2 separate regions of the Mus musculus genome follow, and region 2 is linked to region 1. Evidence: chromatin contacts called from ENCODE Hi-C or POLR2A ChIA-PET data. All regions are on one chromosome and are shown on one strand. The core of a region is the stretch at or near the end of the contact, and the rest is flanking DNA. Distances in the headings are between cores, read along the strand shown.

Region 1 (7,159 bases), core at 3,090-5,589:
GTTAGAGCTGAAGAGGCACTACTCAGTCTGCCAAGCCAGGATATCTTCCTAAACATAAGTTTCTCTTTGTGCCCTATCCCAGCCTCTGAGCCCCACTATTTAGACAGGGTGCTTGGAATATCTCTTGCACCCCTGAGGAAATGCAGTGTTTCAGACCGTTAGAGAGTACATAGCACCCTCTAAACTTCTTTGGGCTTCTGGGCCATAATGTCATGGAGGTCAAAGAAAACCAGGAGTGGAACCCAGGTTGCTCTACCCTCAGTCCCTTTCCAAAGGCAGGACAGGTGTGTTTCCATCTTGGATGTGGCCATTCAGTGGGTAGGCCAGTCCTTTGGGCCACTGTTATGGGAATAGATGTGAGTTCTTTGGGGGATGAGGGACAGTGATCCTAGATTATATATATTAGGACAGGTGACCCACAAAAGTGTGGAATGGCTTTTGCAGCTCCAGGTAACCCTCACTGATTGCTGCCAGGTGAGAATACATGGGTCCTAAAATGTCATTTTCCAAGAGGCTGAAATTTTAGTTTCTAGGACAGCTGTCTGTCTGTCTGTCTGTCCGTCCGTCCGTCCGTCCATCCATCCATCCATCCATCCATCCATCCATCCATCCATCCATCCATCTATCTATCTATCTATCATTTTTCTCTGAAGCTGGCCTAGACCAGGCTGGCCTTGAACTCAGAGATCTGCTTTCCTCTGCCTATGATTAAATAATAAATAAATAGTAAGTTAAAAAATAATGTTGGGATTAAAGATGTGCACCTCCCCCACTGCTGACCTAATTTAATTCTTTTGGGGGGGGGGGTTTGAGACAGGGCTTCTCTGTGTAGCCCTGGCTGTCCTGGAACTCACTTTGTAGACCAGGCTGACTTCGAACTCAGAAATCCGCCTGCCTCTGCCTCCTGAGTGCTGGGATTAAAGGCGTGCGCCAGCATGTCCGGCTCTAATTTAACTCTTAAACCAAACAGTGAAGCACACAGGAGTGTAGTGTAGACCTGAAACCACAGGAGTGTTCTGTAGACTGTTTGCCACCACCTGCCACCTGCTTCCCGCACTTGGCCCCGCTGTTGCCTCTCCTTTACTGTTTTTCCTCCTATGAACTGCTGTTTCAGAATCCTGTTAGCGGAGGGAAAGAACCCATTCCTTAGTAGCTGCTCTGATAAAAAGGTGAGGGTGGAAATGGCCAGCCTTTCAGTCCATTACCTCAGGTAATTGATGTGGATTCTCAAGCTTGTGTCTGCTTCTCTCACGCAAATACACATGTCCTGTGGGAAGTATTTCTGTTTGCTTGTCCAGAAGAGCCTAAAGTACTTAGATGTGCACACACAGGCAGCTGTGTGCACCCACAGTAGCCTGGGGAGCAGGCTTCACACAGCCTGCCAGTTCAAAGTCCACACAGAAGTGTCGTGGGCAGGGGTGCTTGTTTAGAATTGACTCTTTAACTCTGACCTGGGAGATGCTGACAGTCCCTGTTTGGGAAGGAACTAGAACACTGTGCTTCCTACTGTTGAGAGTTGGTAAGCCTCGGGAAAGCAGGATACAGTAGGCACTCAGATGTGGTGACGCTTGATAAAGAATGGACATGAACCCTGAGAAATCAGGCTTTTCTAAATTGAATCCTGTGTAATTCTGTTATTAGCCCCACTGTCTTCACACTTTGTTGAACTGCCTGTGAAAAGCCAGGAAATGTCTCCATCAAGGCAAAGCCCTCAACTTTTGACTTTTTTTGGGCTCTGTTGCCTTTGAGTTGGTGAGTATTTCCTGATTCGATTGTTTTCTCAGGCTGGCCTTGAGTCCTTAAATGTTCTTTGTGTGCCTAGAAATAGCTAGAGGAAAAATGGTTGCAATGCTTTGCATTGCTCACCACTTCCGTGTGCACGGAAACTGCCTGAGGAGAGGGCTGTGCATCCAGAAAAATGTGGACACAGAGAGGGACTTCATTAGCCACTGGCCTGCCTTATAATCCTATGAAGAGAACATTTCTATCCCCATGTATTCGCAGCCCAGGGAACATCAGGGTAGGGACTAACATACAGGGGCTTCCTGTAGTGGCCTTCGATGCCACTGTGGATCACATAGCAGTATTATGTGAGGTTTTAGAGGGTTTTTTGTTTATTTTGACAAGAGTCTCAATACCCCTGGCTGGCCTGGAAATTGCTACGTAGACCAGGCTGGATTCAGATTTTATATCCTCCTGCCTTAGCTTCCTGGGTGCCAGGGTTCCAGCCATACACTCACCACACCAAGTTTTATAAGGGTTTGTGCCCTCTACCCCCAACGTATCCTTTTTGGTGGATTTGGAATGAATGGAAAAAGGATGGCAGTGAATCGGAGCAGAGTGTAAGAAGCCATCTTACCAGCTTCAGATTTTTTTGTTCTGTTTTGTTTGTTAAAGTGGTAGGAACAAAGTAGGCCTCCTGTCCTTGTGGAGCTAACGATGCAACCCAGCACACAACTCTCAGATAATGAAGTGTTTCAAGGTGTGCTCTTTCTGAGGTGAAATAGGCTGGGAAGGAGCGACCTGGAGAGGCATTTGAGAGGTGAGAAATCGGCCACATGTCTAGGGGCCAGGAAGATAGGCCCTCGTGAGACAACATTGTCCACAAACATTTAGTCAATGTTTTAGACACTGAGTACACAGCATCGAAAAGTCCAGGGCCAGCCCTGCCCTTGAGGCTCCCAGGCAAGAGGGACATCTCAGAAACTGTGTCATCTGATGCTGGTACAGATGGCACACCAGCATTCCTTCAGCTTAGCCTCACATGCACTCGGCATTGATAAACAGCCTTGGGGATAAGGGGACCTGGCTTGCCTTAGGCCACCTAGCCTGTGAACAGCAGAGCTGAGAACCAAATAGGGCTTTCCCCCTTTTTGGCTATTCTAGCAGGATGGAGCAGTTGGTCTCCTGGTGAGGCTTGGGATTCAAGCATGAGATGGCATCCTGTCCAGAGGATGGGGTGTGGTGAGGAGAGAGTTGGAGAAATCTCTGGTTTCATAGCCCACCTCTCTGTTCCCTGGACCCTTAGGAGAGAGGCATTTGGCTAAAGATTGTGTTGGGGAACCTGATTAAGTAGTGGGGAGTAGAGAGTTGAGCGAGGCCTTCTGAAGTTGGCTGCCTATATATGGCTTGGTCTGGAGGAGCAGGTGACGGTAGTGGGAGTTGTTTTCTGTGCTGCTAGTGGGAGGTGCCCAGTAACATTCCTTTGTAGACAAGCACAAACTAGATAGCTTTGAAATTGAAGGTTTGAAACCAGCCAAAGAATTAATCCTGGTCTGAGATTCGCACGATGAGAGTACAGCCAACCTGGATTGGGTGTGGTTTTCTTGACTGTTGCTTTTTAATAAGCCCAGAAATAACTTTTGAGAAGGAGGATCTGTGTGAGCATCTCGATGCGTTCTTGAGAGCTGACCTGGGAGCCTCCAGCTATCTGAAGGGCTCTAGTCCATGTTGTAACACAAGCACTTTGGCTAATGAGGTGTCGGGCAGAGGTTCCCTGGTGAAGGTTCAGCTGAGTGAGCCCAGTGAGGGCACCACATTGCCTCCTCCCCCAGAGGCCTGGCCACAGGGCTCATACACTTGTGAGCCTCTTTCCTGGGACCCATGTGCTCAGGTTGTGAGTACTACCATACTCTTGAGCTTGGTTTCCAGGGATTCAGGCTACAAGCTGGAGTATACCAGAGGCTCTCTGCCTGCCTAGGGGACTTCAGGCAAAGAAGCCTCAGTTTTCTTATTTACAAAATCATGGCCAAGAGTCTCCACCCCAGAGTGGTCAGGATTTAGAGAGATGGCATCTTTATGGGGTTGGATGTGGGGGGCGGGGGGCGGGGGGGCTTTGAAGAGAGTTCCATGGTGTCATATTAGAAGCCGGCTCTTTATGGAAGACTGAGCTGCAGTCAGCTCAGCTGCCAGATAGTAAGCATGTCTTCCTCATACCATCTCAGAGGTGATAGTGGATAGAGCTGAACAGAGGCAAGGGGTAGGTAGCAGTGTCTTTGCAGTGGGCTTAGAGGGGGCTACAGAGCCCACAAATCTCCCTAAGCATATGTTGAGCACATGCATCATGCAGAATGCTGCATGTATGTAGCCTCTAGACCAGATATTAGGAGGTACACAGACAGCTTTGCTCTGCTATAGACAGGCCCAGAAAAGCACAAGTTGTAGCTTTTCCTCCCAGGAAGCCCGAGGGGGGTGGGGGGCGGGGGCGAGGAACAGTTCTGAAACAGCTTCTTTGTCCCATTGTAAGAGCACAGCCAAGCGGTCAGGTCCTTGCACCAGTTGGAAGTAGTTTGGCCCAAGCATTGCCTTGGGCTCTCTGAGCTGTTGTCATAGGGCTGAGCATCATCCTGCTTGGCTTGCTCCTAGGTATCTTTGTTCCCATGATGGGGCCCTGTGGCATGTGCTTTGTCCACTAGACTTTCCAGTCACATCCACATTTCCCAGATACAGTCATGTTCTCTCTTGCCTGGTGCCTTCACAAGGGCCTCAGTGCTAGCCTCTTTTTTTGTTTGTTTGTTTTGGTTTTTTTTGGTTTGGTTTGGTTTGGTTTTTTTGTTTTTTGTTTTTTTGTTGTTGTTTTTTTCGAGACAGGGTTTCTCTGTGTAGCCCTGGCTGTCCTGGAACTCACTCTGTAGACCAGGCTGGCCTGAAACTCAGAAATCCGCCTGCCTCTGCCTCCCAAGTGCTGGGATTAAAGGCATGCGCCACCATGCCCGGCCGCTAGCCTCTTTCCATTTCCATTCTTTAGATCTTATTTTTCACTGTCCTACTTGTTACACACACACACACAAACACACCCTGTACATTGGTGTTCTGCCTGCATGTGTGTCAGAGGACATCAGATCCTCTGGAACTGGAGAGTTACAGACAGTTGTGAGCTTTTGTGTTTGTTGGGAATTGAAACCAGGTACTATGGAAGAACACCCAATGCCCTTAAAATGGCCCAGCCATCTCTCTGCCTTCCTTCCTTCCTTTGTTTTGAGACAGGGTTTCTCTGTAGTCCTGGCTGTATTGGAATTTGCTTTGTAGACCAGGCTGGCCTTGAACTCAGGCCTATTTCTGTCTCCTGAGTGCTGGAATTAAAGGTATGTGCCACCATTCCTGGCTTTACCTCTTTTTCTAAATATTTAGTAGTAGTAGTAGTAGTAGTAGTAGTAGTAGTAGTAGTAGTATTCACACGTGTGTATGATGTGCGTGAGGTTGCAGCCACAGGCATGGAGGCCAGAGGGCAGCTTTCAGGAGTTAGTACTCCTATTGTGGGTTCCAGGGACTGACCTCACTGTGGGCAAGCCATCTTATCTTGTACTTCTTTTTTTTAACTCCAGCCACGCTATGCTCTCTGTCCTCCATAAGATTGTGAGCATCTCAAAAGCAGAGACACTGATTTGTTCACTGCTGTGGCCCTAGCATGTGGTTTGACACACATGCTCAGTAAGTAAATGTTAAGTAGATGGAAAATAACCACCAAACAGGTGGAGTGGACTGCTGTCTGACCTCCCCCCTTAGAATGGCCATTCGGTATGGTGTTTAAGGGTGGAAATTGATCTAACCTTGGCCTGCCCTCTGAGAAAGAGGTTCTTACCTGCTGGGCCCAGCTCACACCTACAAGCCTGCTATGATACATTTGAAAGCCATCCTCTTGTTCAGCTGTACGCTATAAAAGTCCTAAGAAGACCTCTCTGGGACATTTCTAGACCCAGCATGGCAGCCAGCTGTTCTTACAGAGTTCTGCATGAGTGTCTTGCCAGTCGGGAGACAAGCAGTATGCTTTCCCAGTAGGCAGAGGAAGAAGCCGTTACTTTTCATCTAGAGGGATAGGATCTTGTCCAGGTTGGTGCATATATCCTCTGAGAGTCCAAGGAGAAGGGATACTTGGATGAGGGTGTCAGAAGGTCCTGTCCTCAGACCTTTCTTTGCTGCTGCTGTTCCTTTGAAACTTTTTCCTTTGATACCAACATTGCTGCCTCTAAGTAAAATTAACATACGTAGCCAGAGAGAATAAAGTGTTTTGTTCTTAGGGACAGCTAAAAACTGTTAAAGCATAGTCCTGTTGTGAGCTGGCTAGCCACCTTCCTGAAACCTGGCTTCCAGTGCCCCAAGTTGCGGGACCCCACCCAGCCTTGCGATGTGTAGCACAGGAAAGGAGGAGCAAGCAGTCTGTGTTTGCTGACCATTGTTATTTATGAGACATTGGCAGGGAAGCTGGTGCCGTGGAAAATGTAGAGAAAGATAGAGGCCACATGGTGTGGCCAAGCAGAATCTGATAGCTCCTCATCTCTCTGGGCCATGGAACCCAAAGGCACACAGCTGCTCCCTTTTCTTTCTCTGCTGTCTAGCTTGGGTTGGGGCTTTGTTCCCCGTGTCCCTCTACACCTTCTTCACAGGCAGTAGTGACCCATTCCCTGGGAACTAGCTGCTCTTGTTCCCAGCCTTTTGCTCTGTTCCCAGCCCTTGCCCCTGGGGCTTTCACTGTTTGGGAGACAAAACCTGAGACTGTTTCTCCCTTTAAATGCAACCTTGCTCTGCAGGAGAGGGAAAGAAAGAGGTGGCTTGTTTTGTGACCATGGTGGGTGTGCTCCAGTCTGTCTTTGCAAAGGGCACAGCCTTACCCTAGCATCCTTTGCTGGGTAATGAATGCCAGGAGGAGAACACAGGGAGTTCAGTGTGGATTTGAAGTTGGAGTGTGGGCTGTGAATGTCCACCTGGCTGCGTTTGATTCTTCCTCTTTTAAGACAGTGCACTGGAGCCACAAGCTGGGTTAAATCTGGGGAAGAGTCCTGCACTTAGATATTGGCTTTGGCGTACTTTTAAACTATAAACCTTCACCAGTGGAGCCAGTCACTGCACTTCCTGAGTGCCTCCTTAGTTCCCAGTGTCTACCAAGGCTGCCTACTCCATCAGAGAAGTGTCTGCAGCCCTTCATCAGGCATCCAGAACACAGGCCAATGTCCCAACCTTGCTGTCCTCAACTTCTCTGCAGTATAGGAGACGTAAAGACTACACATGCACGTGCACACACATACACATGCTGATCTTTGGAATAGTTATCCAAGTGGAGAAACAGTCGCATGCCAGCACCAGTGATTATCAGTGTTTGCCAGATTCTACATCTCTACTCCTAACAGAGCACTATAGCATGCTGATCAACTATCCGTGGGTC
Region 2 (6,124 bases), core at 286-2,785, 44 kb before region 1:
TATAGACATCCAGACAAAGATAGAGACATGGAAGTGAAGGGGATTATTGCCCAGGAAAAGACAGGCAAGACCCACAGGTGCTGGAGGGCAGGGCCATCATGGGATCCCCAGCAACAGCCAAGTGCACGGGCTGATGGTATGGTGTAGACTGGGAAGTCAGCTTCCAGGATACAAGCACAGAGAGAGACAGGAGAGGTGGACTGGTGGTGGAAGGGGGCCTCTGTCCCCTTGTCCTTCTAACCTTGGTAGATGTCCTGGAGAGAACCAGCTCCACAGAATTCCATGCAGATCCACAGCTTCTGCAGCCTATAGGGCGTCAAGAGAGCAGGGATTACAATGGTAGTGAGACCTCCCGGGGCTATCTCACTCCCCCGCCCACCACACAGTGTCCTGTTCCCATGACAGCAGAGGCTGAGGATAGCCAGGAAGTGTGTATTCCAGAGCAATTTTTAGGTCTTTGGGTTCCAACCCAAGAGCACCCCACTGCCACCCCAAGGTAATTTAGGGGACAGGGCAGAGAACCCATGGCGAAGCAGACAAGACAAAGAATCCCGGGTTTGAGGAAAAGATGCCATTATTGAGGCAGCTGAGATATTATCTTGGGAGCCAAGAAATTTGAGAGCTCAAATTAAAGAAGCAGAATAAAAATGGGTGATGCAGGGAGCAGACTAGTGAGAGATTTGATTACAACAACGAGGAGGGTTCTAGATTAGCCCTTAAAAATTAGCAGGCACTCAGTAAGAAAGGCAGAATTTCAGATTGGGAATCAGACTGGGATGCCCCAATTAAAAGTGAAAGTCCTCAGGTTGGAAGTCAAGTTAGGGTATCTGGGTCACAAATGGTAGTTTAGGAGTGGAGACCTGGTCAGAGTTAAGGGGCTGGGGTTGGGGGATGGGCTAAGACATCACCAGAGGTAACTGCCATGGTAAGCCACGATGTTGGCGTGCCGGCAAGTTTTCAGCATGAGAATCTCCTTCTGAAGGGTGGCGACGTCATCATCTGTGGGGAGGGGCCGGAGAGCGAAGGTGGGCTACAAGCGGGGGCTTACAGAAATGTCCCTGTATCCCAGGAAGGAAAGGGCGGGGATGGGGAAGAAGTTTCTGGGGGTGCTCTCACCAGGCTCCATCTTCACCATCTTCAAAGCCACCAGGTCCTTAGACACCTTGTCGCGAGCCTTGTAAAGGGGAAGTTGGTCATCAGGCAGACTCCATAGCTTGCCATCCTCAGCATCTCTGAACCAAGGCCAAGGCCTGGCATTCTCTTACACTCCTGCTTGCCAGCCTCTCCCCAACTATCCCAGGGTTGTGGTGGAGGAGACAGAAGGGCTTTCTCACCTTGAATACTTCTCCATAAGTTCCACCACCCAGTCGTTGCAGTAGATCATAGTGTTCTCGAGGGTCCTTATTAAAAATGTCGGGGTCCACAAGGGCCATTCCTGGAGGCCGGGGCTGGGCCAGTGCCCAGGGGGCCAACAGGGCCTCAGGGTTCAAGCTTTGGTATTACCTTCTGTCTCCACACAAGTCCTGGGCCCGCCTTGACTCTGTGGGCTGTGGCCTTCCCCCTCCCCACTCTCGCTTCCTGCCCCAGCTGCAGGGCTGTGCAGAGGGCTGCACAGAGGGCTCCACCCCCGTCCCCTGGGTTCTGAGAGTTTGATCGCCTTGGGACCCATGGGACTCCCCTTTACCCACTGAAGGACACTATGTAAATAAGATGCAAAAGTTCTTAAATGCAACCTGGGGCTGACCTAGCACCCTCTCCCCAACACTCTATTTTGGGAGGAGTCATAGGTTACGGTTGAACCTCTGCTGGGTTCTTGAAGATCTGGAATCAAGCCAGAGGTTGCAGGTCTGCACAAAGCTGGCTAGGTTTCACAGAAGACCTGTTTACTCGTGACACATGCATGTGACTTAAGTGACAGCTGAGCTCAGGGCACCTGCCCGCATGGCACATGTCTGTGCAACGCTTCAAACGTGTAGGGAATCTGTGGCAGACGTGGAACACTTGTTAGTAGCCCCTACGCAGAGCCGATGGAGACTACAGGTGTCTTTTGCCTTCCCGGCCTCCTAACAGCACTGTAGCAGTACGGAACCGAGTGGGGACCAGCGAGGAAGTGAAGATACATACAAGATGCTGTCTCAGGCACCCAAGTCGGAGACAAGAAGGGCTTCAGAGAGCATCTCCCACCCGACTAAACTCAAAGAAAAGGAAACAGCAACCCTTCACGGGGCTAAACGCTTAAGGCTACGCATGCGTAGAGAAAATAAAGTCTCCTTTCCCCGTACAACTCCAGCGCACGCGCGTCAGAAGCTTAAGTACTAAGTTTGCGCGGCCCGGGAAAAGCTTAGCCCGCCTCCTGGCGCCTGCGTAGTAAGGCAGACTAAACCTTTTCTCACGCTATTGGTCTCTTTTAAGTGAGCTCATTGCGCATGCGCAAGTTACAACTGCTGGAAGGAAATCACGTGGTAGACAAAAAAAAAAAAAAAAAAAAACAACCGGCGCTGGTGCTGAAAGCGCCTTTCCCTTTGCCTTCCTTGTAGGAGCTGGAGGGAGGGTGTGACGCAGGTTCCGCTTCCTACACCTCTCTTCCGGTCCTCTAGTGCTAAGCACCGTGCCTGGTGTTCGACTCCAGCTGAGGCTGCCGAAGGCAACAGTGATCATGGCGATGTTTGAGCAGATGAGAGCGAACGTGGGCAAGTTGCTCAAGGGTATCGACAGGTCTGAATTCCGCTGAAGGGCGCTCTCTGGCCAAGCGGGGTGGAGAAGACGGGGAGCCAGCCAGGGGTGGCCAGGGCTCCACGCTCCTCCAGAGATGGAGTTTCTCCAAGTTTCTCTCCGTCCCTCAACTTTACCTTTTCTGCTGCCACAGACTCCCGGTGTCTTTTAGTCTCTTCCTTCTCTGTCCTTGTGGACCATCCTACATAGTGTTTTCTGATGTCTATTTGGCCAGTGGGGACCGGAGGTGATGGAAACGGGAACCGGTCCTGCGTTCCTGGACTTAGGTTCCCATTCCATCCTGGCGACAACCCCATTCAGCAGATAGTGACAATAAGGAGCGATCAGGGCCTGGTCAGGTCAAGCCACGTATTGAGATAGGCAGGAGAGGATGGAACTGGGTCAGAACGGGATCGAAGAGAAGGTGTTCAGGAAAACATACGGGCTGCAGAGACTGACTGAGGTTGGAGGCATCCTAGACATGACCAGGGGCTCAAGTAGGGCTAGCTAGAGGCCCATGTTAGGAAAAACATTTACTGGATGTTGTACAGTTAATTGATCAGCTATCTGGGTAGTTCCAGTGGGTGGGACTAACTTATTTATTTTAAGATCGAATGAATGTAATAAAGCTTCCTACAGATTTATTTAAAAAGAAAATAGCAAAGTGAGGAATATCCCATGGCCAGAATAAAAGCTGTAGGAAGAAGAGAGTGATTTCAGGTTAACAAATTACAGTGGTCCCTAAGGACTAGCCTCTGTTCTTCTCTTTGTTTACTCATGTCTGTCTGTGTAGTTATCTCCCTATCTTCCCCCCCCCTTTTTTTGTTTGTTTGTTTGTTTGTTTTTTGAGACAGGGTTTCTCTGTGTAGCCCTGGCTGTCCTGGAACTCACTCTGTAGACTAGGCTGGTCTCGAACTCAGAAATCCGCCTGCCTCTGCCTCCCAAGTGCTGGGACTAAAGGCGTGCGCCACCACTGCTCGGCTCCCTTTTTCCTTTTGAGACAGGTTTTCACTATTAATTGCAGACTAGCTTCAAACTTGCAATCCTCCTGTCCTGCCTCAGCCTCCTAGGTGCTGGGATGAAAGGCATGTAACCACTGTGCCAGGCTGTTCACCCATCTTGATGCTCTTCCAGGTACAATCCTGAGAACTTGGCTACCCTGGAGCGATATGTGGAGACACAAGCCAAAGAGAATGCCTATGATCTGGAGGCCAACCTGGCCGTCCTGAAACTGTGAGTGTCTGTCCCCACCCTCATACGAACAGCTGCCTAGCAGGAAGCCACTCTGGAGAGGGAACCTGGTGCAGAGGGGCCTGGGGCAAGCTGCAAGATGGGACTTCTCTTCGGTGTTTTAGAAGGTCAGATTAGGAGTTTTTGTTTTGTTTTTGTCTTTTTTATTTTATTTTATTTATTTATTTATTTATTTATTTATTATATGTAAGTACATTCAGACACTCCAGAAGAGGGCATCAGATTTTGTTAAGGATGGTTGTGAGCCACCACGTGGTTGCTGGGATTTGAACTCAGGACCTTTGGAAGAGCAGTCGGTGCTCTTAACCACTGAGCCATCTCACCAGCCCTGTTTTTGTCTTTAATCCATTCCAAAATCATACAAGATGGTCAATAAACAGTTGTGTTGCTAGACAGATTATTGTAAATGAAAATTCATTTTGTTAGTTTCACTGCCTCTTGGCTCACATGCTTTGCCCCATCAACCCCCCAGCTTAGGTAATCACTGTTGAGCCCTTATGGCCTAGCCTTGGGTCCCTTGAGTCAGCTTAGGTCAGGCCTGCTTTCTTTTTTTTTTTTTTTTTTTTTTTAAACAGTAGCTGGGCTTTTTTTTTTTTTTTTTTTAAAGATTTATTTATTATATGTAAGTACACTGTAGCTGACTTCAGACAATCCAGACGAGGGCGTCAGATCTTGTTACAGATGGCTGTGAGCCACCATGTGGTTGCTGGGATTTGAACTCCAGACCTTTAGAAGAGCAGTCGGGTGCTCTTACCCACTGAGCCATCTCACCAGCCCAGGCCTGCTTTCTTTTGAGCTCCGCTGTAATCACATAGCGCAAGCTTTTCTACACCAGAGATCTTCCTCTCGGCCCTGGGTTGGTGGCAGCCTTTTTCCTTGTTTCTTTTGCCCATATTCATGAGTGTGTGTGTGTGTGTGTGTGTGTGTGTGTGTGTGTGTGTGTGTGTAGGGGCTGTGTGTGCACACATGCGTGTGGAGCCTTGAGGTTGATAGCAGGCACCAGTCATTCTTCCACCTTATTCAGAGTCAAGGCCTCATTAAGCCCAGAATCCACCAACACAGCTTGTCTTGCTAACCAGCTTGCTCTTGGGATCCTCTGTTCACACCTCAGAGACCGAGTTCGAGACAGGCTGGCATGCCTACCTGGCATAAACATTTATTTTATTCTTTTTAATTCGTTTTGTTTTATGAGTGTGAGTTTTAAGTGTGGAGGTCCAAGGACAACTCGGAGCAGTCAATCTCGCTTTCCACCATTTTGTTTTGTTAAGTCCTGCCACTTACGATGTAGACCAGGGTAGCTTTGAGACTAACGGCGTGGGGCACCATGTCCAGCACTTTCCACCTTTCTGAGTGTCTGCCTCTGAATGCTGATTGGCCTACACACTTCTAGAAGATTCTGTTTCTCCTCTCCCCATGGCAGTGCTGGGCCTCCACATATACTCACTAAAGCCTGTTTTTACGAGTCCAGGAGATTTAGCCTGGGTCAGTGAGTTTACACAGTGTTTATGCTGACTGAGCCATCTCTCTGGTCCTTTTTCTGGTTTTGTTAATTAATTAATTTTCAGCCAGGGTCCTGTAGTGGTCAGTGGATTAGAACTTGCTATCAAGATGGCTTTGAACTCCTCAACCTCCCAAGTGTTGGCAGTGTGCACACACGCCATCCACACGCCATCCATCGGGGTTGCCCTTCTCTGAGACCCACCCAGCGTTTTACTGTATAGCTCAGGCTGGCCTGAAACTCCCGAGTTCTTCTGCTTCAGGCTTACTCGTATTGTGATTACAAGCCTGTGCTACCACACCTAGTTGCCCTCCAGTGCTTTCTTGACACACCGCCAGCTGTATAGCTTAGTTTGTTTTGGTGTTTTGTTTTTTGAATCAAGGTCTCTCGCTATGTAGTTGTTGGCTCTGGAACTTGCTATGGAAACCAGGCTGGCCTTGAACTCACAGAGGTCCACCTGCCTCTGCAGTTCCTGTGCACCAGTTTATGTAGCCTTAGTGTTCACATCTATAAAATGGGGATAATGTATTTTCCGGAGATGCTGGCTGCTCCTTGAGTGCTCAGTGTGTGCTAGCCTCTATTATAGGTTGTGCTGGAGGGGGTGGGGAGCCCTAAACCAGGCAGCTTGGCTCCCACTCCAGGGACAGCTTCTAACTGTATCCG

Evidence for each region. Hi-C counts contacts between places; a loop is a spot of excess contacts on that map. ChIA-PET counts read pairs that join two places held with the same protein, here RNA polymerase II (POLR2A).
Region 2: POLR2A ChIA-PET joins it to region 1 with 10 read pairs in embryonic stem cell. The contact joins the promoter of Map4k1 here to the enhancer-like site in region 1. A Hi-C loop is called at or near these places in 5 of 37 maps with a recorded cell type or tissue (all heart). POLR2A ChIA-PET finds 5 or more read pairs at or near these places in 5 of 5 experiments (Patski and embryonic stem cell).

Annotation. Positions count from the first base shown.
Region 1 is chr7:28,935,976-28,943,134 of GRCm38, reverse strand. The region is part of intron 1 of Actn4 (actinin alpha 4); the gene reads left to right. It overlaps Gm51446 (a long non-coding RNA gene), which reads right to left and starts at 167. Exons shown (of 2, transcript XR_003946620.1): 1 at 1-167. Within about 2 kb of position 4,339, at least 1 of the 3 ENCODE cell types and tissues checked has a DNase peak (open chromatin) inside an H3K27ac peak, as active enhancers do; it is heart, where a contact is called at or near this core.
Region 2 is chr7:28,978,265-28,984,388 of GRCm38, reverse strand. Map4k1 (mitogen-activated protein kinase kinase kinase kinase 1) reads right to left here and starts at 1,535. Exons shown (of 32, transcript NM_008279.2): 1 at 1,335-1,535; 2 at 1,117-1,174; 3 at 909-999; 4 at 242-306. The coding sequence starts at 1,433. It overlaps Eif3k (eukaryotic translation initiation factor 3, subunit K), which reads left to right and starts at 2,501. Exons shown (of 8, transcript NM_028659.3): 1 at 2,501-2,715; 2 at 3,847-3,945. The coding sequence starts at 2,657.